7 separate regions of the Mus musculus genome follow, and regions 2, 3, 4, 5, 6 and 7 are each linked to region 1. Evidence: chromatin loops called from intact Hi-C (ENCODE). Cell type or tissue: left cerebral cortex. All regions are shown on one strand. Region 1 overlaps Scn4b (sodium channel, type IV, beta). Region 2 overlaps Cd3g (CD3 antigen, gamma polypeptide). Region 3 has its middle 20 kb from the start of BC049987. Region 4 has its middle 14 kb from the start of Cd3e. Region 5 holds the start of Mpzl3 (myelin protein zero-like 3). Region 6 overlaps Kmt2a (lysine (K)-specific methyltransferase 2A). Region 7 overlaps Mpzl2 (myelin protein zero-like 2).

Region 1 (4,000 bases):
CTTTCCCCTCTCCTCCTACAAAAAGTAGCCACTGAGGAACTGAGAGCAGGAATCTAAACAGATAAAAAGAAGTGAAGCCATTTACAGTTCTAATACTAGACTCAGGCTCTAATAAAATGTGTCTGGATACCCTTGAAATAACCCAAATTCAACTCCCGCTGTTCCATCTCCAGGGGTTCCTTGATATGGTCATGGAGGTGGGGGCATGCAGAAGGCATCAAATTCCAAGATCCTCAGTTGCAAGGTGCCCAATCTAACTTCTCCCCTATTTATCCCTCTGCTTCCCTGACTACCTCCATGGAGTAAAGGCATGTGCCTATCTGGCTCCTTCAGTGCCCTCACTGCTTGACTGACCCACCTGTGTCCAATTCCACCTGTGTGGAAGGGCCACACCTCATTCTAGCTCTTTGGAAAGCACCTGCTATTCATTTGGGGCTATCCGTCTGCTTGTCTAACTCTGAACTACACACTCCTCAAAAACAAAACAAAAACCACAGCATCGTTTACAACACCTGACAATCATCCAACACTTGCTAACCCAGCACACAAAACCAGCAAGAATCCATCTACATGAAGAGAGTCCAATGCTGCTGAACACTCCCAGCTAGCTCCTCGGCCCTTCACAGCCATCCTGACTAAAGGATTTTATGAACTAGGAAATAGAGGCTCAAAGATGCTCAGTGCTATCCACAAGCCACTACATAGATGACGTTTTCTAGCTTCCAGATGCAACTGCAGTAACTCTTGCAAGTGTAAAGAGAAAATCACCAGCATGGTTCATTTTGCCACACTGACGGGCACCCCAAGTTCTTTCTACCCTATCCCCCCCTCACCCCTGCCCCCACTACATACATTTATCAACCACTTGGAGGAAGATGGTGGCAGAGTTGTTCAAGTCCTTCTCCTTGGGGTTCCTCACGAAGCAGGTGTATCTGCCCGTGTCACTGAACTCCAGGTCACTCAAGAGGATGGAGATGTTATTCGTCTTCTCCTTGGTGGAGCCCTCTAGGGTGATTCGATCATCATCCTTCACTCTCACCTTAGGGTCAGACTTATCGTTCTTCACGATCCCGTCGATGAGCTGGGGCAAGGAAAGATTACCCCAAAGAGCAGTCAAGTGTCAGGGCACCCTTCCGTGGACGCCACCCATGACCATGTACCCAGAAAGGCCCTTCATCTTCCTCTGCTCTCTCTGACAGTGGCTATAGCTCTGCCTGACCTGGATTCTGCCCTGTTTCAAACTAAACCTGTGTTTTTTCCTTCAAGACTCCCTGGAACACACCCCACCAGCTGCTGTTTTCCTTTTGTTTTTGTTTTTGCACGGTGCCTCTGCAAAGACACATACACTCTCGGGCCCCGCCCAGCCTTCCTTCTTTACTCTCACTCTGGATCCTCTCTACTCCACCCAATCCTGCCCTTTAGTCGGCACCTGGATTAATACTGTAGCTCTTCAGTATCCTCTAAGGCTAGTGTCTCCTGGGGCTTTCACAGTTACTCTGGGAGAAGGATTCCTGCCAGACAGAACCCCTTCTGCCTCTGTGACCTGCTCACCCCACTGCTCCATTCTTGCCCTCTCTCCTCTCCTCCCACACATCCCTCGGCCACTGTTCGTTTCTGTTCTCCAGGCCTTTGAACGGATTCTTTCTCATGATTGTTAAGCTATTAATTTTTCTGAAAATATCCAAGTTGCAAGGTTGCCTCAAGAAAAGACAAAAGAGTTCAGCCAAAAATTTAACAGACCCCAAATTCTGGCATCACCATCAGAACCATCCTCCTGACTAAACTCCAGAGAAAGAGTATCAAAAGGTGGGTTCTTGGGATCCTCAGAAGAGACCAAAGCCTGGGCTGGAATGCACCCATGGGCAAGGGAAAGACAGTGGGGGACATGAGCACCCCACTTACAATCCTGGATGTTTCGCTGTTATTGTAGGACCACTTGAAGTAGAGGTTCTCAAAGCCATAACAGCTGGAGAAGGTGCAGGGCAGCAGGATCGATGAGCCGTTAATAGCGTAGATGGTGGTGGCCTTTCCCACAGATACCTCCAACGACAGGTACATGGGAAGCAGGAAGAGACCTGTACAGGGGACAAGGTTTCCTTTAATAAAATCCCTCGGGAAGCTCTGGAAGGGCACCCTCAGCCAAGGAAGGGGAACTTTGTCAGATGAAAGGCCTTTGATATCCTCAAGTCGGGAAAGTGGTTCTCTAATACAGAATCTACAAGGCCTGGGCCATGCATTTCAATACCCACTTGGCCTGAATAGAACTGAATTCTGAGCCTTCGTGGCCCATGTGGTACTCAAAATGACCACGAGGGGACACCCTAACCCAAGAAAAGGAAGGACCTAGTAGTTTATGGGTTTTTTTTTTTTTCTTTTTCTTTTTTCCCCTCCCACCTCTCGCACCCCCCACTCCTGAACTTGCAACTCCACCCCTCCACCTGGGTAGGAGGGCAGCACCCGTAGGGACCAGGAAGGTAGCAGAACTCTCCCTGTCACTTGCACCCAGGAGACTTCCCTAGATCGGGGCGCACCCCTGGTGATGTTTGAAGGTTTCAAGTGGGAGCCAGAGCCTTGTCAGGTGGAAAGGCCCGATCGCCGCAGTCCCTATCATGGAGCTAGGGGCAGAGACACCATAGGGCTGGACAGTGTTTCCAACTACACAAGGGGATCCGGAGGACAGAAGGATGACTACCCGACCCTCCGGAATGGAACCGCGGCCGTAGCCGCGGGGGACACAGACTGCTAGTGGCGAAGACGCAGGAAAGAGCAATTGCACCCTATGGCCCAGCGCAGCTCTCTGCAGAGGCCATTTGTAACAAGTGAGGGCACTCTGCAGGATGCAGGACCTAGGGGTGGCCTGAACCCTCCGGATTCGGTGAAGCGCAGCCTTCCCATCACCCTGCATCCACACTCCGCACCCTCGCCCCAGAAATCACAGTGACACATCCACGGTCGCCTCAACCCCCTCCATAGGACATCCCTCTGCCCCCCACACTCCTTCCACAGTACATCCCTCTGCCTCAGGAGGCGTTGCCTTCCGTAAATCCTCCTCCTAAGCGCTCTTAAAGAATCTAACCCTCCTCTTTCCTGCACATTTCTTAGGGAAACTGCATTGCCTCAAGGTCGTTCCACACTGAAGGAGAGCTACACTGAACTCATACCTTTCTTTGCCAGTAGGGGAAATGAGCACTCACCCCCATCTTAATTCTCAGGAAAGTCGTTTGTTGTCTAACTTAATTCCCTCGTGCTGCATCATAAATCAATTTCCTTTTGTTTTGCCCACAAGAGGCAATGACCATGCTACTGAGTGACAGGCAAGACGGACAAGGCACTCAAAGGAGTGCTGGTGACCCAGCTCCTGCTCTCAAGGTCCCTTCACCTCCCTCGTGTCTCCTCTGCTTCTGGTTGCTACACATACACACACACGCGCGCGCACACACACACACACACACACACACACACACACACACCAGGTCAGAAATTGCACCCTATGGCCCAGTAACCCAGTCCTGACTCCTGCCATGTCTGTGATGCCAATAGGCAGATATTGATGAGGCATTTACTGTGTGCCTGGCGCCTTCCAGCCTCCGGCTCCCCCATCATATCTAAAATTATAGACCACACTGGAGAGGAAGCTACGCCTAGGGAAGTCAGCGACTCCCTTAAGGTCAAAGAGGGAGACAGAAACCCCTCTTCACATGCTAAAATAGGTGCATTGGCTCACTGTGGTTCCAGCTCTTGCTAGATTACCTCAATTTGCAACTCGTGTGTGTGTGTGTGTGTGTGTGTGTGTGTGTGTGTGTGTGTGTGTAACTATTGCAGTGGTTTTCCATGCTGAGGACAGATTTTCAACTGGGGACAGGCATCAGCAAGTGTGGGTTGGCCCTGGAACTCTGTGAGTCTTCAGAACTGGCCTCTCCCTGTAGCTCCTAGGGAACAGTGTGGGTTCAGACCACAACTTAAGAATAACTGTGCTAGAGGGCTCCCACACAATCACCCT
Region 2 (4,000 bases), 180 kb after region 1:
GAAGTAAAACCTACATATACAAAAGTGAACCAGAAGAACACAGCTAAAAAAAAATTAACAAAGCAAAATATTCATGGATCTGACACTCAGTTTAAGATCCAGAATACTACCAACACCATAGATGGCCCACTGATGGTCACTTCCAGTCACCACCTGTCCCCAAGAAGAAGCACTGTCCTGACTTCTGACCACAGAGATGTTTTTGCTTGGTTCTTATTTTGCAGAAGTAGACTTTTGCAATACATATTCTTGTGTGTAGTTTCTTTTGACTTTTGGAAGTGGTCTGTATTCTTGTGCTCAGAGGATCCTTATACTACTTAGAATTCTATTGTGTGAAAAATTCAATTTATTATCATTCTGTCTTAGAATATATATTTTGTCTGTTTTCTTTTTGTGTGCGTGTGTGCAGCTTCAGACAAGCAGACTCTGTTGCAAAATGAACAGCTGTACCAGGTAAGGAATTGGGGATGAGAAAAAGAACGCTGTAGTCAGTTGATTTGAGGTGGACCTTTGGGATTAGAGGCAAGTTATTTGGAGAGCTGCTGTAGTGAGAAAGAACTACTTAAGGCACGCCGCACAATGCAATGGCTGCTGTGTGGGATTGCCTGGGAGAGAGGAAGACTAAGAGACAGGAATGAGGATCTCCAGGGGGAAAAAGCTGAGGAACGCACTGACTGAGAGAACCACTCGAAGAAACGCCATGTGGTTTCCCTCTCCTCGTTCTTTTTTTGGCTCCTGGGGCTGTGAAGCAGCCATTCTAGGGTTTTGTTCATAAAAATATTCAGTGACTATATTCATTATATATAATAATATATTATATATTATAGAATAATATTCAATATAGAATAATAATATTATAGAATAATATTCAATATGTAATAATGCACAATGACATTAATTAATGACAGAACAATAAGTTGATGCTGCTATTGTCCTCTTCAGCCCCTCAAGGACCGGGAATATGACCAGTACAGCCATCTCCAAGGAAACCAACTGAGGAAGAAGTGAACTCAGCAGGACTCAGGGTACGTGTGATCCTCACCGCTGATCCTGGGCAGTGCCCCTGCAGGCTCTGCATCGCTGATCCCCTGCGGGCTCCACATGCTTCCTAGCTGCTGCCAAACCTCTTCTTCCAATAGGGATGAAAAGGGGCAGGGAGTTGACTGTGGAGTCTCTTTTTTAAAGACACTGGTACCAGGACTGACTGTCTCGACCTAAGAATGCACGGGTGCTGTGTGCATCTGTGGGTCCTCTGAGAGCAGGGCCTCAAGCCCACAGATGCTGAGCATTGTTCTTAACTTCATTAAGTTCTCTCAAACATCCACAGATTTTCTTTGTGATGAAGGACTGTCCTGCCCATTATAGCAATGTCCTTGGCCATTATCTACCTGATGGCACTGGTACTCACTCCCCCGCCCCCAGTGTGATAAACAAAAATGTGTTAGACACTACCTAATGTCTAAGGCAGAATGGCCATTAAGAACCAAAGACCGAAACGTAGGTGTGGTGGAACACACCTTTAATTACAGTCCTCTGAAAGCAGAGTTCTGTGAGTTCCTGGCTAGCTTGGTCTAGTAGAAAGTTCCAGTCTCTCCCCACACTCCCCCCTCAAAAAAAAAAGTTCAGGGAGGGAAGGAGAGGGAGAGAGAAAACTAAAACTAAAAACCTTTATTAACTTTTTAATCAACCAATCAGAATTTCTGATTCTGTCAGTTCATCCCAAGTTTCAGTTAGGAAGACAGAATTGAGAACGTTAATGAGCTTTCTGACCAGTTGCAAATTTTCTTTCTCGTTCTAGGTGTCCCCCCTTCTATCCAGCACCCAGAATCAAAACAATGCATTTTGGAGAGAGCCCAGTAGAGAGATTTTCAACCCTACAGGTAGACTGCAAGCAGAGAGGAAGAACTGTCAAAGAAATTTTGGTCTTTTTTTTTTTTTTTTCAAAATAAAATAAAAGCTTGGAGGAGCCAGTGGTATGACTCAGAAGTGGAGCACTTGTCAACCTTGTTTGGGGTTCTCAGCACCCCACCCCCAGACCCCCCAAAAAAATTCAGTGAAGGAAAACAAGCACAGTGTGGTGTTTGCAGAGTGCCCCCTACTGGGAAAATTGTAAATGACAAAATTAAAAGATCAAGTATAACCTACCTCTCTATCCAAATAGACATTTCTTTTTTTAATGTTTGCTGGGTTCTTACGCAGGTCATAATTCAGTGGGCCAGTGCAGCAGTGAGGTGGCACATCAAGAAAAAGTATCTGCCACACAAATGTGACAACCTGAGCCCAATCCCCTGAGAAGCAGAAAAAGAGAACCCACTCCACCATGTTGTTCTCTTACCTCCACATACACTTGAAGAATATGCACACCCCATGCATACGCATCACACACACACTATAGTAATAACAATAAGTAAAAGCATAACAATGATAATAATAACAACAACTACTACTACTCAGTGAATCACATATGCAGTGAAAGGTCTCCTTCCACCGGAGTGTCCAGCCACAGAGTAGCCTTCCCCACAGGCAAGTGAGCTTCTTACATATGTTCTTAGGTGTATACTAAGCATATAAGAAAAGTTCTCAAGTACACTTTATTCTCCTTTCCCCTATGTCTCACACTATGATATAACACTATATATCTTGAATTTTCTCCTAATCCAACCTGAAGATTATGAAGGATAAAGTAGACAAGACCAATTACTGGCTAAGGATTGATTGATTGTAGCATTTTACTTAAAGCACAGTTTGTGCTGCCTGTTTGCCAGGCATGACTTCACTTGCTACCTGGAACAAAATGATGTGGAGACATAGCTGAAACAACAACGCATGTGTGAAGAACTCCCTTTGGAGGGCTGAAGCGATGGCTCAGTGCTTAAGAGCACTGGCTGCTCTTCCAAGAGACCTGGGTTCAATCCCCAGCACCTGTAAAAGTAACTTTTATTCATGTGATGTGATTGTCGTCTCTAAGCCTTACTGCCTCTGTCTGCTATCCTAGGCCTAGTCCTGGAAGCTTCCAGCCTCTGTACAACATGGTGGAGTGGGTTCTCTTTTTCTGTTTCTCAGGGGATTGGGCTCAGGTTGTCACATTTGTGTGGCAGATACTTTTTCTTGATGTGCCACCTCACTGCTGCACTGGCCCACTGAATTATGACCTGCGTAAGAACCCAGCAAACATTAAAACTTAGAATGTTTTGTTTGTTTTGGTTTTTTTGAGACAGGGTTTCTCTGTGTAGCCCTGGCTGTCCTGGCACTCACTTTGTAGACCAGGCTGGCCTGGAACTCAGAAATCTGCCTGCCTCTGCCTCTGCCTCTGCCTCCCAAGTGCTGGGATTAAAGGCGTGCGCCACCACGCAGGGCTCACAGGTTTCATTCTTGACGTTTTATTTTATGGTTTTGGTGTTTGCCAGCATGTATGTGTATCACATGTATGCCTGGTGCTTTATGAGGCCAGAAGGAGTTAGATCTCGAAAAACCAAAAAAAAAAAAAAAAAAAACCAAAAAAAAAAAAAAACCAAAAAAAAAAAAAAACCAAAAAAAAAAAAGAAGCCTGTATGATATATAATTAGCCTATGATAATATTTGCCAATTTTAAGTGATTTCACCTGTTCTCAGCAGTTTTTAGTAATTTGCCCCATCATAATTCAGGTTGAAAACATCACCACCACTGTTTTAATAGTCCTTATGCTGACTCTCAACCCCAAGCAGCCACAAGTCTCTGTCTCTTCAAGTTTTCTTTTTCTTTATTGGGAGAGCTTGATTGCAGAGGCGAAACCCCAAGCCCAGCACTGGTGCTGCTTATATAGGCCTAGGAGAGGCGTGTCTCACACCCGGATTGGTTATGCATTCTACCTCATTTGCATGCCTCACACCTGATTGGTTATACTCTCAGTACCTCACAGAACCTCATTATCATGCCCGGGCCAGGCAGTGTCTTGGCAAAAAACGTTATTGCATATGTACACATTGGTTGTTTACCCAACCGTATGCGTGGTGGCCAGTG
Region 3 (4,000 bases), 490 kb after region 1:
ACTCAGAAATCTGCCTGCCTCTGTCTCCCAAGTGCTGGTATTAAAGGTGTGTGCCACCACTGCCTAGCTGTTGTTTTATTTTTTGAAACTGGGTCTCATGTGGCCTAGGCTGGCCTTAAAGTCACTATGTAGCAGTCTTGCTGGCCAGCTCTCAGTTTCATTCTTAACTTTCTTATGTTGTTCAGAATCACCAGCCCAGGGAATGGTGCCACCTATGGTGGACTGGGCACTCTGATATCAAACAACAGTCAAGATAGTCCCACACAGACAAGTCCAAAGGCCTATCTGGCTGGGTGGTCCCTCAATTGAGATTCCCTTCTGAGGTGACATTAGGCTGAGACAAGCTGACAGCTACACCTAAGTAGGACAGAGCAAATCCAATCACGGACCCAGTTCAGTAAACATTGCTCAAAATCAGTGACCCCCCGGAAGCAACGTTATGGAGCTGGACTCTAAGAAAGAACCCATGCACGTGTCAGAGGCTGTGAGAGACTGAAGGACACAGCCACCCCCCAGTGACAGTCTCCTTCCTACCTCAGGGTGATAAGGCAATGCCCAGTCAGGCTAAAGTGACAGGCGTCCTGCTGAGGTTCCCTTCTTCCATTGAAATGAACATCTTGCCTGCCTTCTTCCCCAGCACCGTGCCCCTTGCGTACTTTGAGAAGTGGGGACTCATTCATCCCCAGAGAGGGTTCCACACTAGAGAAGGCTCTAGGAAGCACCCATGTCCCAGCCTTCCAAGGCACTTGCCTTCCCCAGGGCACTGAGAGAAAGGGCAGTGGGGGTGGGGCAGAGCAGGAGACACAGCAGTGGAAGAAAAGTTAAATGAGGTAGAAGATGGAGCCTGAGAAGGAAACAAGAGTGCCTATGGGGTCCCTGAGGCCTCTCTTCTTTCATTCACATGGCAGGAAGCTTAGCAGAAAGTAGACTTCAGGTAGTGCAGGCCAGGAGAACCAGCTGGGTTCCCGACATGAGCAGTTACCACAGTCATCCAGGAATACTAAGGCCACTCACTGGCCTGGCTAAACTCCTCCTGGAGAGAGGCCAGGCAGTGAGGCCAGACTCCTGAGGGCCTTAAACCTTGTATTGAGGGGTCCTCTCTCCATGAGCTGTGGTTCCACCTAGCTCTGGGTGCACCGATGATTGCCATTCAGGATTTTCCTATACCTTATACCCTGACACCTCAAAAGGCCATGTATATTCTGAGGGACAGAAATCCAAACATTTACCATGGCCTGCACTCCTGAACGCCAAATTCCTTTCATCTGCCTGCTATCCACTGTTACAATGTCATACTGAGGACAAGGAGACCCGCTGTATTAGGGAGGGCTTCCCTCCCCCCAGTAAATTGGTCTGGGAGCTTCCTCATTGCTAGCTAGACTTTGTAGTTTGGGAAGGTGTTATGCCAATATGCCATAGGGGTAGCCAACCGCTTTCTGATTAGACCTGAGGCCTGTGACCCAGGAAGGAATTCATGTCTGACACTTTAAACCTGGTCTAAATCCCTGAGCTGGGGAAGTGACAGGCCCTGATGTAGGAGCTCAAGTTGTTTTGCTGAATGGATGTGATGTGGTCAAGAAACTGCCCTTGAAATATCGATGCTTATCTCTCACTGTGTTCTGCCAGAAAAGCTTCTGTTGTTTGTTTTGAGACAAGGTCTCTCTCTCTCTAGCTTTGGCAGCCCTGAAACTTGCTTTATAGACTGGGCTGGCTTTACGCTCAAGAGACCTACCTGTCTCTGCCACCAAAGTGATGGGATTAAAGGTGAGCGCCACCAGTCAGCCTAGAGAAGCTTACATTCAGGGCAGCAGTAACTGTGGACTCAGAATGAATGGCCATTTATTTATTCTGAGATAACTGGCACATCTGTGTCACCAGCGTGCTAAGGCTTGAGAAACAGCAGGGAAAAGAGGGCAGAATGTAAGAGCAGACGATGAAGTGGACTGTTGTCACTCTGGAACACACAGCACAAGGCCTGGACAAGAATGGGCCTGTCAACATCCTGGCATGGAGGAGGAGGGACACACAGGCTCCAGACTTGCCTGAGGTTGCCGGGGAGCGAGACATGAGTGTAGGCACATATACATATAAAAGATGAGTTGTAAGTTGGGCCCACCATCATCACATGGGGCCATGGAGAGCTATACCGGCCTGCAGCTAAGCCCAGGAGTGGCCACTGGGGGCCGCCACAGCCCTGAATGTGCTGCTCAGAGATTGACGCAGCCAGGCCTGGGGAAGAAGGCTCCGGACAGAGATGCGCCTGAGGGATGACATCATACACTGCTGACTTTTATGAATAAATGAAAAAGTTAGTTTTGATCCAATTCTAGGACAGCTCAAAGCCACCTCCCAGGTCTGGAAGAAACGGACTGAATTAAGCCTTAGACCCTACTCCAGCCAGGAGCTGAATATCCAAAGTGCCTACCCTGAGAGGAGCTGACTTTCACCAAGGAGGGCCCTCAGACGTCTTATCTGGAACCGTGCAGGCACAGACCCTTAATCCAGGGCTTCAGGTTGGAGGGAGGTGTTAATCCCAAGATTTGCAAAAGAAAAACCAGTTTCACAATTTTTGAGACAAATTTGAAGTAAGCTTTAATTAAATACTGACCAGGACCACCCTCTGGAATTCCCAGCAAATGGTGATGACACAGGATTGTAGGGTCTTCTTAAGGACAAACCCCTATTGCCATCGTGTTTCCCCATATGACATTGTTATTAAGAACTACAGCTCCCAGCATTCCAGGAAGTTAGCTGGTCCTTGGGGGGGGGGGGGTTACAGGTTAACTTTGGGTCTTACAAAGGGAGAAGAGTGTTGGAAATGTCTATTACCTGGACAGGTGGAGGTTGGTGTGTCGGCTGAGGGGTTCCCAATAGAGCAAGGCAGCCAGGAAGAGGATGAGGAGCCCTGGATTCTCGTTCGTGACTCGCAGTCCAAGCATGACTTCCCCTACACCCCTGGCCAGGCCCTGGTGGATGCCCTCTGCCTGCCTCCATACTACTAATGACTGATCCTGCAGAAGGGCCCCAGACATTCGGGAAATCCCACAGCTAGAGAGAGGCTATTCTGGTAGGTCAAGATCTTGCTGTCCTAGAAGGTTCCAGACATTGATGTGACCGTGAGTGATGGCTGAAGCAGGAGCCTAGGACCCAGCGCCCTCAGGGAAGGCAGGTTTGTCCCTCCTGACCCTTCCCATCCTGCCTCACAGCCACTCCCAGTGGCCTCAGTGAGACTTGCAGGGAAGGGAGGGTCCCACCTCCAGGATGGCAGGCCGGCCTGCCTGCCCACTGTCCCCTCACCTCCAAGTACTTCAGAGCCTTGTCAGCAACACTAGGGTCTGAGAAGCAGCCAGCCCAGAGTGGGGTGAGGTTGGAGGGATAAAACTCCAGGTTCTTCCTCTTTTCCAAGTCGTAGTTGAACCAGGCACCCTTCTGCTCTTCCCACAGGATGGCCAAGCGCTGGGCCTGCAGGTTCCCGTTCATCTGGCTTTGGTAGCCTCTGTATGGTTCTGCCTTTAGTCTCAACGGGCATCGCTCTGCTCTTGGGTAATAAGGAAACTTTATCCTTTAGTAATTTCTAGAACAAAAGGGATCATCTCCTATCTCCACATCCTGCAGGAGCCTCCCAGACCCCAGGAAGGTCCAGCCAGCCCTGACATCACCAGGATGCTGAGTCTATCTGCTGTATCCCGTGGGTGTATCAGAGACTCACGTCATGCTGTGCTATCTTCTGTCTCACTGACAGTAATGGTTGCTGCAGAAGGTGGTCCTGCGTGCAGCAGTTCTGAAGGACTGTCTTACCTTTTTTGTCCTCTGAAGTCCTTATTATACTGCTTAGAATAAAATCTACTAGTTGTCCGATTGCTTCTTTTATTGTTTGTTTATTTTGTGTGAGGTGTGTGCAGCACACACGTGAGGGTGAGTATGAGCACACAGAGACTAGAGAAGGATGTCATCGCTTTGTCCCCTGGTCAGAGTTTCTCACTGACCTGTGCTAGTCTGG
Region 4 (4,000 bases), 120 kb after region 1:
ACAACAAAAACCCGAGAAACAAAAATGGAATTTAGTAACAGAATCATTAGAAAGGAAGCCTGGCGTGTGAGAGCCCTGCTGGTTTTCACTTTTTTTTCCGTTGTGTTGTTGTTGTGTTGTGTGGTGGTGGTGGTGGTGTGGTGTTGTTTTGTTGTTCTTCTGTTCTCTACAATCCACATCTCAGGATCCTTACCACTTCCACTCTCAATTTCCCCTTAAGATAGGGTGTGAATGACCATATAATTTTACTGTCCAACCCAGGACACTTTGAAAACTAAAGTGGCATTTCTGGTATTTACACTGGAAAAACAAGTGTGACCAGACCTGTCCCAGGGAGGCCGGGATGCAAGGTTACCTCATTTAAACTCTTAGGTCCTAGACTCCATTTTTTTTTTTTTTTTGTGAACTAATGCGATTGAACCAAGCAACTTCTAAGACCCTGCCGGCCCTTTTCTTTCCAAGAGTTCATTGTTCTGAAAAAAAAGTGTGTCTCAGCCGGGCGTGGTGGCACACGCCTTTAATCCCAGCACTCAGGAGGCAGAGTCAGGCGGATTTCTGAGTTCGAGGCCAGCCTGGTCTACAAAGTGAATTCCAGGACAGCCAGGGCTACACAGAGAAACCCTGTCTCGAAAAAACAAAAAACAAAAAACAAACAACAAACAAAAAGTGTGTCTCAGACTAGGAACCCTTAAGTCCTTATCATCCTTTTAAAATTATTTTTAAATGTATTTACTTATTGTGTATATGTGGGCGGGGGGGGGGGGATACTCACATGACACTGTACACATGTGTAGGTCAGAGGACCACTTGTGGGGGTTGGATCTCTACTTCCATCACGTGGATCCTGGGTGTTGAACTCAGGTTCAGCAACAGGCACTGAACCATCTTGCCTACACCCCAGCCCACCCCACTGTCCTTAAAAGCCGGTCTTGGTGAGGCTTTTTGGTTGGGCTTCACTGTGGATCTGCTGAAGGCAGCAGGAAGCACACTGGTGTTGTCTCAGGCAAGGTGTTCTGGCCTGGCAGGCTCCCCTCCACTTCCCTTGGATACCTTCCGGGGAGCAAGCAGGTTGGACTGGTCAGCTCAGAAGTGCTTCTGTGTGGAAAGGGAGCCAGATGTTTGTCCAAGCAGAGGGGATGAATCTTCTAGAGTGAATCAGATAAGGTGAAAGTATTTCTGCCAACTCAGGCAGGAGCCACCCAGAGGCCCAGCTCATCACAGTAGTAGCACTCTGTTGATTCTGGTGGCACATCTCCTCCAAGCACTGGTGTCTGCCTAGGTATAGCGATGGTAGCCAATGGTAACCGAGGGGGCTCAGAGTTAGGTAAGGACACCTACTACCAAGCTAAGGGCCTGAGTTCCATCTCAGGGACCCACCTAGTGGAAGGCAAAACACAGACCTGCAAAGTTGTCCTCTGACCTACACACTCACAAGGTCACACACACACACACACACACACACACACACACAAAATAAATACAAATGGATTTTTAATCATCCATCAAGGGTAAGAAACGTTATTTAAGCGGCCACTTTTGGTCCATACTTGGTTCATTCTAACAAGGCTGAGTCATTTCAAACATTTCTAAAGTGATTCTGTTAGAATTGACTAAGAAGCTTGAATCATCTTTCTCTTTTTGTTTTAATCTTCACATCAGCAAATGTCCATGTTTATGTGGGGAAGAGCTTGATTTGTGGACATTTAAAGTTACATGACTGAAATGCAATAGAGATAGAAAAGAGAAGGCCTTAACCAGGTACTGGCTCTGAAGTCGTTCTGAAGTGTATAAATGGTCCCTAGGGGAACCTATGAAAGACAAAAGTCCCTTAAAGCCGAAGTGATGGTGACTAGTGCCTATAAGCCCAGCACTTGAAAGACTGCGCCTGCAGGGCTGTCATGAGTTTAAAGATGGCTGGAGCTATATCTTGAGACCCTATTTCTAAAAGGAAACACACACACACACACACACCTTGTATATGAGCAACTATAAAGGCACTCTGCCCCAGAGTGACTTTAAGACCTCTTGCTGTAGTAAGTAGGACTTGCGACTCTTTTCATTTTAAAGATTAAGGCCTTTCGTGTTGCGGCTCCTGTTGGCTCTCAGCCCCTTTCCCACGTTCCGGGTTGTGCTCACCTCCGTGTGCCTGCGCTTTCTCTGCTTTGTCTGTCTGATAAACCTTTATTCTCTTTCACGGTGTTCACTGAAGTCTTCCCTGACCCCCGGAGCCAGAGTTAATAGTCCCTTAGCACCTTGCAACATTTTATTACAGCCACTACACAGTCATTATTGTTTATATCTTGGCTTGTACACTAGGCTGAGTTCCTTAAGGACAGAGACCGCATCTTGTCCCTTTCCATATTCCCAGTACCAAACATTATCAGTCACAGAATAAGGTACTTGCAAGTGAATGTGTAGGTTCTGAATCACTGTTCTCCACCAAACACCCACGGTAAAGAGCTCCCTCTGGTGGACCTTAAAGGAGCTGCAAAGATGAAGACTTCAGCGCCTGATCTCAAAAGGCTGAGATGCTCAGGTTGAACCAGAGCCTAATGTTCAAATGTTTTCAGACTAGGAGCAAACACTGAAGTAAAGACTAAGTGAACTCTATAAAGTATGTATACCTAATAAATTATATTTAAACATGCTAACTAATTAATGTGATAGTAATATAGTGCATACTATTAATTAGATAACTTAGCAGCTATCTCTTTTTAGGATAGTCCTTGGCTTTTCATTTTTATTTTTTTAATTATTTATTTTATTTATATAAGTACACTGTTGCTGTCTTCAGACACACCAGAAGAGGGCATCGGATCCCACTACAGATGGTTGTGAGCCACCATGTGGTTGCTGGGAATTGAACTCAGGACCTCTGGAAGAGCAGTCGGTGCTCTTAACCTCTGAACCATCTCTCCAGCCCAACATCTATCTCTTTCACTCATTCATTCATTATAAATTTTAATTATTGAGTGAATGATCAATAAGCCTAGAACTTGGGACATGCCTTCCACATATTTAGTAAATACCGTTTTAATTAGACAAGAAAATTGTGGCTAAACGCTTAAAGAACACCTGCTACATACTGAAAGTTTTTCCATCTTTTTTAAAATACCAAATTTGATTACAAGAAACTTGAGTCTGAATGCCCGAGTCTTCTAACTGCAAAGCATCCTGATACATGGTCTCTTTTAATTCTTGGTGTCTTGCAGAGGGGGAAACAAGGGTGGCAAAACAGAGCAGGTTCCCAGTTCATTTCGGTTCAACCCCCCAGAGCCTGCTACTAAATCCAACTTTCTGTGTGAGTTGACACGGGGCCTCACAAAGGGAAGACAGCTTGGTTTGAGCTTTTTACTATGGAAAATTATGAACAAGCACAGACAGATAAAACAGGCACTGCTTTGGTCTGGCCCTCCCTGACCTCTGACTCTTAAAAACCTCTCTATGTTCCCACTTTCTGCACTGGTCTCTGAGCTTTGTGGAGGCAACATAGATATTTATCAAGTATAATATACATAGTTATTATTCTAGGATATGTCATCCACTGACTGGGACAACTTGGATTTGGAGGGACAAGGACTCTAGCTAACTGGAGGCCTGAGAAAGAAATATGAAAGATAGAAAAAGCCAGAGAGTGTGTCCACATGTACATGCTAAAATCCATATGAGTGATGTTCATACTTCCTTGGAAATCAGTGTTGGTTATCCATCCTCTTCTCTGAAAATACTTATCTTTATTTTTATATAAGTAATACATATTCATTGTGGAAAATTTTAAACGTGTAGAAAAATATAGGCTGAAAATCCAGATTGCGCTATTTATACTCACAGGCCATCTTTGGAGGCATTTGCTGGATTTTCTCCAATCAATTTTCCTAAATATGTATTTATAAATCACACAGGAAACATTAATTATACTGTGAAATTCAAGCTTTATATGTTTTTTTTTTAACTTATAGGGCATGTCTATGTCTTGTTTTCCTTTAAGTAATATTTTTGC
Region 5 (4,000 bases), 91 kb after region 1:
GCCAACTGAAACAAGCAGAATCAGACTTAAAACTGAAGGCCAATTCAAACATGACAACAATGTAAGGGTTTTCAGTCTCTGAAGAGGGATGGCGAGTAAACACTAGTGGGAAAGCAAAGCCCACCACCTGCGATTCAAAAGAGACAAAACGAACCAACAGACAACCAACCAGATGGAGCACTGCAAACACACCACGTGAAGAGAGCTACTCACAAAGGGGCGCGTGGCTGGTTCACTTTGTATTAAGTGCCCAGAGTAGACAAAAGTTTAAAGAGGCAGATTGGTGGTTTCCAGAGCCTGTGGGAAGGTCAGAATGGATACAGGGTTTCTCTTTTGGGTGATAAAAATGTTCCCGAAGTGGTTGTAATGATGATTGCACACCATGCACACTAAAAATTACTGAACTGTATTTTAGTGAATGAATAGGCCTGTGAACTACCCACCTTTGTTTTTTTATTTTATGTGTCTGGGAATTCTGCCTTTATGTGCAGCACTTGCATATCGGGGGTCTATGAAGGCCAAAGAGGATATCTGATTCCCTGGGATTGGAGTTACAAATCATGGTAAGCCATGACGTCAACTCTGTGACTCAAACCAGAGTCCTACAGAAGAGCAGCAAATGCTCTTAACCACTGAGCCAGCTCTCCAGACCCCTGGTTTGTTTGTTTTAAAGGCAGAATGTAAATCTATTCAAAAAAACCTGGAGGAGTGGGTGAGGAGTTTAAATCTATATCTTTAATAGGTTTCTACACAGTGATCAATAACTTTAAAACTATTAATAGAATGTGTCCATACTTGTACAGATCAGAGGCAACTCTATTGAATTGGTTCTCTCCTTTCACCTGTATGTAGAGTCTGAAGATGGAACCAGGTCTTTAGGCTTGCAAAGCAAGCCCCTTTACCTACTGATCTCACCAGCCCTCCAGAGTTAATTTGAACCATTTGTTTTGCTAGATTTGACACCTGCTCGTATATGTGAAATGACACTAGATCTACAAAAAGACACAATTTCTAGGATCTTTTTTTTTTTTTCTCATTGGGACAATATGTGGACATTTCTCCCTCCACAGCCCTGCTGTGTGTGTGTGTATGTATGCATATATATATATATATATGAGTTTATATGAGGTGACAGTAGGCCTGGCTCTGTTGTAAAAAGAACTCAGAGGGAAAACTGGACATTTATGATGACATAGGTAGCTGGGAGGGATCAGGGAGTGTGCTGGCAACATGCAGATTAGTCACCAGATAAACAAAAACCTCCTCATCTTACCTGATGAGACTCAGCCACCTAATACTTACACAATATTAAAGACCCCTTTCAGAAATGTCCATTATTTTCAGAGAAATGCTACAATACAACAATTCATTCTAATGCTAGCTATACCAGTATTCCATTTCTTAGGAAGACACACACACACACACACACACACTAATCAAGAGAATATTCGCATTTCAAAATGAAGCTAATTAGTTTGGATTGAAATTTAGAAATTGGAATAGCATGAAAGTAAAATTATCCAAACCTTACAATAGTGTCATTATGGCAACACTGTACTGACAATAGTTAAAAGATTCAAGTTTCAGAAGAATGGCTATGACTTTTCTTATACTTCAGAATGTTTAGAAAGTCCTAAGGTGCCTTTTCTTCAGCAATATGCCTGCTATAAGAAAAATCACACTATAACTCTTGTCTAAAATGTTTTATTTAAAAGCCCCTGAAATAAAATCACTAAGTCATGATTTTCCTTTTTTCCTCTTCTTCTTCTTTCTTCCTTTCTTTTCTTTTTTTTTTTTTTTTTCCTTTTTTTCCCTAGCCCTGATTGTGTCTCTCAAAATAACTGGAACACGAATTGCCCGGTTTCCGACCAGGGTGTAACAGCAACTCAGAACCCTGGCAGACAAGCACAGAGAATCTCACAAGAGCAGTGAGTGTCCGCCAAGCCTGTGCTCGCTGTGGTTTCGTCAAGGCATCATCAAGGCGGTGTCAAGTCTCACAAGGTGGTCGGGCTCTGAGAGCTGAGGGGAACCAACTCTCCGCAGTGGGAGGTGCTAGCCGGGAAAGAAAACCATCCCACACCCCCTCCTTCCCTTCCTTCCTTCCTTCCTTCGCAGAAGCCGAGCGGGGGCTTTTCTGAGACCCCCCAACCCGGAACCGGAAAAGCGACCATCTTTCCTGACCCCCCCGCCCCCTGCCGGAAGTGGAGTCCAGCCAGCTGGCGCACTCACCCTGGACGACTAGGATGCTCAGCAGTGGAAAGAGAGCGCAGCCACGGCCTCCTACTGTTCCTCTTGCCAGCTGCATCCCGACAGCTCTTCCGATACTTACACACCCTCTTTACGCCTCCCGGGGACCATGCAGGTGGTGCCGGAAGTGACGTCATGTCGGGAGTCACCTTTGAAAGAGCCGTCCCGGACCCAACCTCAATCAGGGACAAGGATTGTTACTAGAATCGTACCCGGTTACCCTCATCAGCGGTTCTTTGACTCTCAGGAGGATCTGATTGCGCTCTTCTGCTTCAGATTGGCTACAGACTGAAAAAACAGTTCTATTTTTATGGAATTCCAGGGAACCAGGCTCGATCCTCCGACTGTAATCCAGAAGTTATCTCTCTAGAATATCTAAGTTGAACCCTCACAAAAGATTCTCATACATTTGAAGTTCAGGAAAACGTAGGCGACCATCCAAGATCAGAATAAATATATCTTTTTTGGGTCCTTTGGTAAATACGTGCAAGCGTCGTCATTTGTGTACCTTTTAATGTAGCCATTACATCATTCAGAATTGGATGTTTATTAAATTACTGCAGTGACAGTGATGATGAAATCATTACAGTGTGTATTAAAGGAGAGGAGGAACTTGGGTTTGTGTATCTTTGCATTTTAAAAGTAAGGATATCATTATCACGGTACTTGACGTGGAATGAGACAGTCTAACATGCTCTGAAAGAAAGGGTGGAAAGGACCCCGCTTTACTGGTGTAATCACTCAATTCTCCTGGACCCGCCATGGTTAATGAAAGTAAAAGGGAATAAAAAGCCTCAGCTTTTGGAAATATTTCATAGCTGACATTTTCCATTGGCATACTTTACTAGACTTGGAAGCCGGTAGTTTTTTCTATGAGAAGAATCAAGAGTAGAAAAACAAATATCCTTGTTTCTAAAGTTCCCAAACTAAGTCAGGTAGGATGGCAAAAGCCTGTAAATCCAAGATCTGCAAGACTGGGGCAGAAGAACTAAGGACAACCTGGACTTCAGTCGTAAGACTCAGATTAGGGTTAGGTCCAAGAAATGAGTCTTCCAAATGTGTGCTATCATTTTGCCCATTTCCCAGTCCTCCAAAGCAATATGTGAAGCCTATAGAAATATAAAACTACTAGAAATTAATTTCATCAATTAATGATTGCTCTGCGTGTCTAACTCTACTATCTACCAAGAAAACTTGAGCAAAGTTAAACATCTTCCCTTGTTTTCCATTAACTGCTGTTGTGAATTTTGCAGATTTGTTTGTAAGCAAATAATAAAAATCATAGTTCTTTATTACTAAGGGTTTATTTACACAGTGATTCATGCATAATAAAAAATAAGTTACAGTACAAAAGTACTCTTAGGAAGGAGACACTGAACAAGAACCTGATATCCCATGAGTATTCAAACAAGACACAAGCTGCAAGTTCCCTGGAGACATTCTCTGTGAGTTTTTAACTACTTCATTACAAATATGAAATATACACAGGCCATCTGTTTAAAGAAATATCCAGTTGTTATATTCACAAGAGAAAATATAGCTCTAACTTGTAGCTTCAAAACTAGGTATCAAAATTTTAGACCAGGGTATGGTGGAACATGCCCTTATTCCTAGCACTAGGGAGGCAGAGGCAGTAGGATCTCTGAGTTCAAGGACAGCCTGGTCTACAGAGCAAGTTCTAGGATAGACAGAACTATATAGTAGTGAGACCCTGTCTTAATTTTTAAGGGGGGGGGAGGGAGAGAAATAAAAA
Region 6 (4,000 bases), 310 kb after region 1:
ATACACATAAATAAAATTAGAAATAAGTCCTTAAAAAGAATCAGAGTGCCCAGCACAGTCTGCACTATACTGCTACTAATTATGACCACTGTTTGAGGAATTTTCCATCAAGTCTTTTTTATGGTAACATATTTTAGGCCAAGCTTATAGGAAAACATAAAAAACCTAGTACTCTTTGCCTAGATTCTCCAAATGTGAATAGAGGTCCTTTTTCTGTTTCTGCCTCTATGTATGTATTTTTCCAAAATACAACATGATTCTCAGTCTTTCAACTAAGATCAAGTGTAAAATAAGAAATGAAATGTATATACATATGTTATATATTCTGTTTTCTCAAGACTGAGCAAGTTGCAAACGGAAGCCATTCTGCCTCTATGATAGGACACACTTGTGTAACCTCTGTATCGTCATCAAGCCAACACTGATACACACTTGTACTTACCTGTAGGCCTCTTTAAGTCTGACCACTTGTCTTTGTAATAAAAACAGGGTGTTTCTTTGTTTGGTCAGAAGAAAATTGAGGGTTGTTACATTTTTAAAACATTACTTTTATTATGTTTAATCACGTGTAGGTGTCCCTATCTGGGAGTGTGCGTACATGAGCGCAGCACCCTCGGGTCCACAGGCCTAGGATTCTCAGGAATTGGAGCCACCCTAGGGTGTTAGCCATTAAACTTGGAGGTCCTTGGGAAGAACAGTACTGGTGGTTGTATTTTTAAAAATCCTCTGCCAATATAAGATGTACTTTTAAATTACAGCTGGGAAATGTAGCTCATTCTCGCACCCACCTCCTCTGTGTGCAGTTTTGTCTACACCTCTCTTGGGGTCTCTTTCTGCATTTAGCACATTCCGTTTCCCCTTTTGAGGCAGAGAGCCTTCTGTGTAGCCCAGGCTAGTCTCTCACCTCAAACTCTCACCTCACTCCTTAGCCTCCCAAGTGCTGGAATCAGACGTGTGTTACACCATGCCCTGTTAAATCTTAGATTTTTTTTTGGTCATTTTATGATTCTGCTATTCCTGTTTTGGTTGCCTGAACTCTGTGTTGCTCTTAAATATCTGCATAATTCCTTATGTCGAATTAAGTGTAGGTCAAGTATCTCTTATTTAAATACTTGAGACCATAAATGTTTTAGGTATCTCCTTTTTGTTCTTTCTTTTCAAGTTTTAGGATATTTGCCTATACCTATACCTAAAGAGATATTTGAGAGAGGCATAAAAAATAAAATTTATTTTACTTCATGTATTGTTATACATATCTCAAAAGTAATCTTAGACAATAGTTTTTTTGAGACAGGAACTCACTTTGTAGACCAGGCTGGCCTCAGATTCACAGAGTGCCACCTGCCTCTCTCTACTGCTGGGATCAAAGGTGTGCACCACCCTAGCCAGGCTATACTTCTGATAGTGTCAGCTATGAGACAGAATATGTGTACATTGAATGAGGGAGGCCATTGTACAGTTTTCTTCATGTGTGTCCTGTAAGATGCAAGACTCACGTTTTGCTGCATCGGGTTAACACAGTGGATGCCTAGGACCCACAGGATGTATGGACGATGGTTATTATTTCTCTGTGCACCCTGGCTACATGCTTTGTTCTCTTCCTGCTACAGTTTGTGTATTGCCAAGTGTGTTGTGAACCCTTCCACAAGTTTTGCTTAGAGGAGAATGAGCGCCCCCTGGAGGACCAGCTGGAAAACTGGTGTTGTCGCCGCTGCAAGTTTTGCCATGTGTGTGGAAGACAGCATCAGGCTACAAAGGTAGACCGAGTCCTGGCAGCAAGGGGCTTCCTTGTTCCCTCCCCCTCCCAGCCCCCTGTACTGGGAATTTGTGTCAATATATACTGTCTACTGACAGTTTTTCTGACTGAAGATAATTTCTTGATTTTTTTTTCTTTCAATTTTTGGAAAATAGAAAATAACTTTAGGAAAGAAAATCCAAAATTAAGTAAAATCTGTGTGATAAATTCCCTTATCACTGAGTGGCTTTGGGGTGTGAACCTCTGTGTTTCCTGGCGTGTCTTGGCGGGGAGGGCGGTGTAACCTGTGCTCTGGCTGTTGTCTCCCCACAGCAGTTGCTGGAGTGTAACAAGTGCCGAAACAGCTATCACCCCGAGTGCCTGGGACCAAACTACCCCACCAAACCCACGAAGAAAAAGAAAGTGTGGGTGGGTACACACACCGTGCTCCTTCCACAAGCATCGTGGTGGCTGGGTGAGGCTGGTGGCTTGTAGCAGGATGCCCCTCCTTTAGTCTGCCAGCATGACGGCTGCTTCAGAGTGATCTCAGTAACGAAGTCAGATCAGGAACAGCTGCATCCCCAGGCTTTGAAATAACAGACGACGCTAGCCCAAGAGATCCCTACTGAGTGCCTTTCATTCATTTCCAGATCTGCACCAAGTGTGTCCGCTGCAAGAGCTGTGGCTCCACCACTCCAGGCAAAGGGTGGGACGCACAGTGGTCTCACGATTTCTCACTGTGCCATGACTGTGCCAAACTCTTTGCTAAAGGTACCTAGTGCTGAGTGACTGGTCCTGCTTAGTATTTGTGGGGACTTTGTGGAAGGACGTGGGACCCTCCTCACTGTGTCTCAGACGGGCTAGGCACATGTAATACTCCTGCCTTTTTATTTCTTGTTTGTTTTGTTCGTTTTTGTTTTGTTTTGTTTTAAGATGGGGTCTCTATGTGGCCCTGGTTGTCCTTGAACTCGCTCTGTAGACCAAATTGACCTTTAAGTCACTGAGATTCGCATGCGTCAGCCTCCCAAGTACAGAGGTGGAAAGTGCAGCCACCTCCTAGTGCTTCTTGCTTTTTTATTTACATAGACGGCAACTTGAACCATTTTTCTAATTAATATAGGGAGAATTATGGGGATATTGTTACTGCTACTTAGAAACTACTCCAATAAAACAGTAGACCCAAAATGTGGTAAATACACACTTGATTTCAGAAATGAGGTCAGGTGGTATGTAAACATTTTATCTCAGTAATTACACCAGGAATCTGACCTTAACACAGGTCCGTAATCCCAGCAGGCAGGGTGCAGAGGCAAGAGTAGAAGGCCAGCCCTGGGAACTTAGTAATCCTGTCTCAGAATAGAAAACGAAGGGGGAAAAGTCGGGGATGTAGCTCAGTTGAGTTCTTGCCTGTCGATTGCAAGGCCCAGGCCTCAGTCCTCAGCACTGCAGAAAATCACTGCTAAGACACGTAACTGCGCATCCAGCCCACAACTTTAATGACTTAGAGTGCAGGTGACATGCTCCTGTCAGTCTCTTCTCCCACTCATCCTTCCTCCTTCCTCCTTCCCACTGTTCTGTCGTCACTCGGGTCGCTGTCCCGCTGTGCAGCCCACACTGCCTCTTCCTCCTCAGTGCAGAGACTGCAGGCGTGTGCCGCACACTCCACATGCAGTGAGCACTGCTTAAGGATGTCGATGAAATAGTGAACACTCTGGGGATGCGCGGGCCGGTCAGACCTGCAGAGGCTGGCCTTAGAAAGCACTGGTCTGAGTTCTAATATGAAAGCTGTAAGAACAGGAGTGGATGACAGTGAGGACGTCTGCTCGGAGGTGAGGCTGGGGAGAAGGTTTATTGTAGATACATATGAGGGAGAACAGCCAAAGGAAGAGTCCAGACTGGGCCATGGGGTGGGGGGCAGGGACCGAGAGAGGGGAGAGGGCAGAGGCCAAGGGTGGAGGACTGAGAACTCAGTGGCAGGAACACAGGAGTGAGAAGCTGGGGAGGGCAGTGAAAGCAGCCCCTGTGGTAGAGAGGTTTGAGGTATGGGCGGGTGGGTGAGGACGACGCAGAGGAGCCACAGGTACTGAGTGGACCTTGCCCTGTGTTTCTTTGGGACCTGACACGGAAAAAAATTTCAATTTACTGTTTCTTACCTCTGTATTGTTACCTCTTTAAAAGCCCAAACATTGTGTTTAAAAGATATGATATTCCTTCTGATTCCCACCACACACCTGTAGTGCTGAGGCTGCGGTTAAATTCTTAATC
Region 7 (4,000 bases), 98 kb after region 1:
TGCGGCAATGCCCAGCCTAAACTCCAAATATTTTGTAATTTGTTTAAATTTGTATCTCCTATCAGATACCACAGACTATACTGCATGATATTAGTTGGTTAATTTTTCTTTAATGTTTTCCTGATTATTTCACTTTATGAGTATTCTGCCTGCCCATTTGTATGTGCACCATGTGTGTGCTGTGCCCAGAGAGCTCAGAAGAGGATGCTGGATCTCCTGGACCTGGTATGAATGGTTGCAAGCCACCATGTGAGTGCTAAGAACTGAACTCAGGCCCTCTGCAAAATCAGGAAGTGCTCTGAGCCGGCGAGCCATGTCTCTGATCCTTGGATCACTTACCATCATGACATAAATGACTCATAAAAAAAAATTTAAAAAAAAAACAAACCATCAGAGATTAATCTTTTCATCTAAAATGATTTATTGAGCTGGACAGATAAGATAGCTCAGCTGGTAAAGTGTTGTCATGTTAAAATAAAGGTCTGAGTTCAGTCATCAGAGCCATGAAAACAGTGGATATGGAGACGCATGCTTAGAATCCAGGCGCTGGGGAGGCAGAAAGGAGGAGGAGCTCTGTCCCATCATACACACACACACACACACACACACACACACACACACACACACATACACACATATACACACACATATACACATACACACACATACATACACACACATACACACACACACACATACACATACAGACACACACACACATACATACACACATACACACACACACATACACACACAGCACACACACACAGCACACACACACACACAAAGTTAAAACAAGATAGATGGTAGGGAAGGTTATCATCTGATCCTCTCAGCATTAAAGGAAGTAGCCTGGTTCCTTAATCATATACAAAAGTACTCTGAAAGGAGAAGTTAACTCTGCAGCTAATAGGAGACTAATCTGACTGGCCAAGAGTCTCTGTCCTGAGTAGGAAGTCTCCTCAGCCATTGTGCAGTGACGGAGAGATCTCTGTTGGAGATGGGCTAACAGCTATGCAAACTGAAGAAAGAAGGCACCTAAATATGACCCTTACCTCGAAGTGTTAGTCTGTATCTTCCACAAAAACAGAGACCTTGTTTCCTTGGTTGAGTTTTTCCTCTTCTTTTCTGTAACCAAGGAGCAGAAGTCATGTCAGGTGATCAGGGAGGAAGGGAAGATGGCAGGTCCCATAGCAGCGCCAGGTAAGGTACCCTGGCCCATGCTTTGGGAAGAATTACATATGCCTGGAGAGCCATTCAAGTTGCAGAGAACTAAATTGCCAGGGCCATGTCAATGATAATGCCGATGCCCCCAGGTGACCTACAAGTTCAAACTCACTTTTCAGAATGCAAGATAACTCCCCTGGGATTTAATACAGTACCATGGGCATTTAAAGTGCACACCTATCTATGCTCTACCATGGTGTCTGACTTCTAATGGCTACCCCTCTGCCAAAAAAAAAAAAAAGGGAAAAAAGATTTTTTTGGTTGACCTAGAAATCCTCTTTATCAATTATATTCTCTTCAAATCAGAATGCTGTCAATGGGTCCCTTAGATGCTTCACAATCAATTACATTTATTTCAGTAACTATTTACTAATTAAAATAAATGAACAGTTCTAGGGGATTCTTATAAATCCACATGCAAAAGAACAAATTGAGATTCTTAATTATACACAAAAATCTATCCGGAAGTACACCAAAGACATAACTGTAAGAATGTATCTAAGACTATGAAACATTTTGAAGAGCTGGACTTCATCCAAAAAGAAAACTCTTGTGTCTTAATGGATAGTGTTCAAGAAGGAGCAAAGAGAACCCAGAGAGGGGGAGCAATTGCAGGTAAAGTAGCTGAAAGGGGCCGGACATCTAACTGTTACAGCTTAACAAGAAGGAGACATCCACCTCAGTTTAAGGGTGGGCGGACTATCTGAACAAATACATCTCCAGAGACAATCTATAAACAGCGCTAAGCACCTGAGATAGGACGAGCACCACTAGATATCACAGGGATGCAAACCAAAACTCTCACTGACATACCACCTCATGTCCACTAGAGGGCATAGTCAAAAGTGAGAATGTAGAACTTTATGGGTTTAGGCGATGTTTTGTTTTGTTTTTGAGACAGGCTTTCTCTGTATAACCTGGCTGTCCTGGACTCATTTTGTAGAACAGGACTGCCTCAAACTCACAGAGATCCACATGCCTCTGCCTCCCAAGTGCTAGAATTAAAGGTGTGGGTGTACCAGCACACCAGCTAAGTGTAGAAATTCTAGTGCCCATACAAAACACTTTGTCAATTCCTCCAAAAAATTCAATAGTTATCAATGACTTGACAATATTTCTTCTTTCATTTTTGGGAGAGTTGAAAGTATGTGTATGTAAAAATGTGTGTAGAATATGTTTGTAGTGATTGATATTCGGTATAATAACCAAAAGGGGGGGGGGACAGACTGTCTCCATCATCTGAACATACAAACAATATGTAGTATGTCCGTAATCCTGGGATATCATACAGACATGAAAGCCAGTGATGGAGTTCAGTGTGTAAACTGCTCGCTGTGAGACTCTTGTTGGAGTAGTCAGCCCCTTTAGTCCCAGGAATGGGAGGCGAGGAGGCTTGCTAGACAGCCGCCAGTCTAGCCAATCAGTGAGCAGCAGGGTCACTGAGAGAGTCACATCTTAAATTAGGTAGAGAGTAAATATGGATGCTGGGAACCAAACCCAAGGCCTCTACCAGAGACCAGTGTTCTTAACTGCTAAGCCATCTCTTTGGCCCAAATGGGTGCATTTTGTAGCTTATAAATTTTATCTTAATTTAAAAATGTTTGCTGAGCACTTACTGTCCGCAGAGCAAACTTTCCCGTCTCTGAGTCTCAGGGACAGCTGAGCGCCTCACCCTATATCCCCTTATACGTGCGTTTCACTTTACAGAGGATATTTTTAAAGCTTCGCATGTGCATATTTTTAGAGCTCCCAAGTCCCACAAAATAATGAAATTCTGTGGTGAGATCTTTTGTAAAATTAAGAAACCTTTTGAATTCCATTGCTGTTGTTAACTTGTTTTTAAGCATGTGTGTGTATCTGTCTGAATGCAAATGTGTGCACATAAGGTCACAGATGGTGACCATCCACCTGGAGGCCAGAGGGGTTCCATCCTCCTGGAGCTGGAATCACAGGCTGTTGTGAGCCACCAGATGTGGGTGCTGGCAACAGAACCCAGATCATCTACAAAAACATTCTGTGCTCTTAACCACTGAGCCGCCTCTCCAGCCCCTTTAAGAAGCCTTTTGTAAAGTCACTACCCATGCGCTAACTTACCTGTCCTATGAACGGGAAACCTCTCATACATTTGGTCAAAAAGAAAATCAACTGCTCAACAGTTGTTTGGCCCCACTGAAAGATCCCAAGCACCGCCCACCCTGAAAGTGTGAGCAGGGGTTCCCGCCAGCGTTTGCTCAGCCTTACGATTTTGTCCCCTCGGCTTTATCAGCACTGTCCGCCCATCGCTTTTTCCGGAAGTGCTGGAAGAGGACTACCACGATCACTACGATGATCATCAGTGCGCACGCAGAGCCAATGGCCACGGCCAGGAAGTAGATCTCAGAGAAGGGCACTGTGAGGAGAGAAGGACAAGGTGTCAGCTAATTAGGTGAGATCTAAACACAGTGGCAATGCATCGCATCATTGACCAGACTCGTCCTTTCTCCTGCTTTTATGAAGACCACGTGACCTTTGGCAGCAGTGGGAAACCCACACAGACTCCATCAGGGCTTCTCTAGTGTGACTCCAGAAGCCATGACAGCTCCGCTGGGGAGCTTTGAAGTGAACTTCTCAGGCCCCACCCCAAACGAGCTGGACCAGAAGCACTGGGGGTAAATCCAGCAATCCATGTTTGGACATGTTTTCCAGGTGATGATGACGACACCCAAGTACTGAGAACCCTTGAGTCACTTGAACTGTCCAGTAATTCAAGTTTTTGCTAATCTTGTCAGACCTA

The links. A loop is a pair of places that touch in the nucleus more often than their neighbours do. Peaks named below come from ENCODE experiments on the same cell type or tissue, not always from the same donor. Only the 100,000 strongest peaks of a DNase experiment are listed, where the experiment ranks them.
Region 2: a loop joins it to region 1, with 2.2 times the contacts of the local background. A loop is called at or near these places in 12 of 42 quality-filtered maps.
Region 3: it touches region 1 in a loop (2.6-fold over the local background); 6 of 42 quality-filtered maps call a loop at or near these places.
Region 4: it touches region 1 in a loop (6-fold over the local background); 33 of 42 quality-filtered maps call a loop at or near these places.
Region 5: a loop joins it to region 1, with 3 times the contacts of the local background. A loop is called at or near these places in 5 of 42 quality-filtered maps.
Region 6: a loop joins it to region 1, with 4 times the contacts of the local background. A loop is called at or near these places in 6 of 42 quality-filtered maps.
Region 7: it touches region 1 in a loop (2.1-fold over the local background); 5 of 42 quality-filtered maps call a loop at or near these places.

What each region holds. Positions count from the first base shown.
Region 1 is chr9:45,144,748-45,148,747 of GRCm38, reverse strand. Scn4b (sodium channel, type IV, beta) reads right to left here. Exons shown (of 5, transcript NM_001013390.3): 2 at 1,903-2,075; 3 at 853-1,081. Among named protein-coding and RNA genes, the nearest start is that of Scn4b, 8.1 kb to the right of the region's middle. In left cerebral cortex, CTCF peaks have their summits at 2,298 (motif pointing right) and 3,150; DNase peaks (open chromatin) are centred at 2,324 and 2,952; H3K4me3 peaks cover 953 bases; H3K27ac peaks cover 970 bases.
Region 2 is chr9:44,967,716-44,971,715 of GRCm38, reverse strand. Cd3g (CD3 antigen, gamma polypeptide) reads left to right here. Exons shown (of 7, transcript NM_009850.2): 5 at 410-453; 6 at 943-1,025; 7 at 1,799-2,144. The coding sequence ends at 1,008. Among named protein-coding and RNA genes, the nearest start is that of Ube4a, 4.1 kb to the right of the region's middle. In left cerebral cortex, a CTCF peak has its summit at 2,093 (motif pointing left); no DNase peak of the experiment used is centred here.
Region 3 is chr9:44,650,425-44,654,424 of GRCm38, reverse strand. No RefSeq gene overlaps it. Among named protein-coding and RNA genes, the nearest start is that of BC049987, 20 kb to the left of the region's middle. In left cerebral cortex, a CTCF peak has its summit at 2,178 (motif pointing right); a DNase peak (open chromatin) is centred at 2,184.
Region 4 is chr9:45,021,460-45,025,459 of GRCm38, reverse strand. No RefSeq gene overlaps it. Among named protein-coding and RNA genes, the nearest start is that of Cd3e, 14 kb to the right of the region's middle. In left cerebral cortex, a CTCF peak has its summit at 2,474 (motif pointing left); a DNase peak (open chromatin) is centred at 2,468.
Region 5 is chr9:45,053,548-45,057,547 of GRCm38, reverse strand. It overlaps Mpzl2 (myelin protein zero-like 2), which reads right to left. Exons shown (of 6, transcript NM_007962.4): 6 at 3,505-4,000. It overlaps Mpzl3 (myelin protein zero-like 3), which reads right to left and starts at 2,367. Exons shown (of 6, transcript NM_001093749.3): 1 at 2,230-2,367. The coding sequence starts at 2,305. In left cerebral cortex, no CTCF peak of the experiment used is centred here; DNase peaks (open chromatin) are centred at 2,178 and 2,353; H3K4me3 peaks cover 1,449 bases; H3K27ac peaks cover 1,061 bases.
Region 6 is chr9:44,834,308-44,838,307 of GRCm38, reverse strand. Kmt2a (lysine (K)-specific methyltransferase 2A) reads left to right here. Exons shown (of 36, transcript NM_001357549.2): 11 at 1,611-1,757; 12 at 2,069-2,164; 13 at 2,386-2,506. Among named protein-coding and RNA genes, the nearest start is that of Gm39326, 19 kb to the left of the region's middle. In left cerebral cortex, a CTCF peak has its summit at 1,680 (motif pointing left); a DNase peak (open chromatin) is centred at 1,673.
Region 7 is chr9:45,046,780-45,050,779 of GRCm38, reverse strand. It overlaps Mpzl2 (myelin protein zero-like 2), which reads right to left. Exons shown (of 6, transcript NM_007962.4): 4 at 3,469-3,616; 5 at 1,056-1,128. The coding sequence ends at 1,065. Among named protein-coding and RNA genes, the nearest start is that of Mpzl3, 6.4 kb to the left of the region's middle. In left cerebral cortex, a CTCF peak has its summit at 2,042 (motif pointing right); a DNase peak (open chromatin) is centred at 2,049.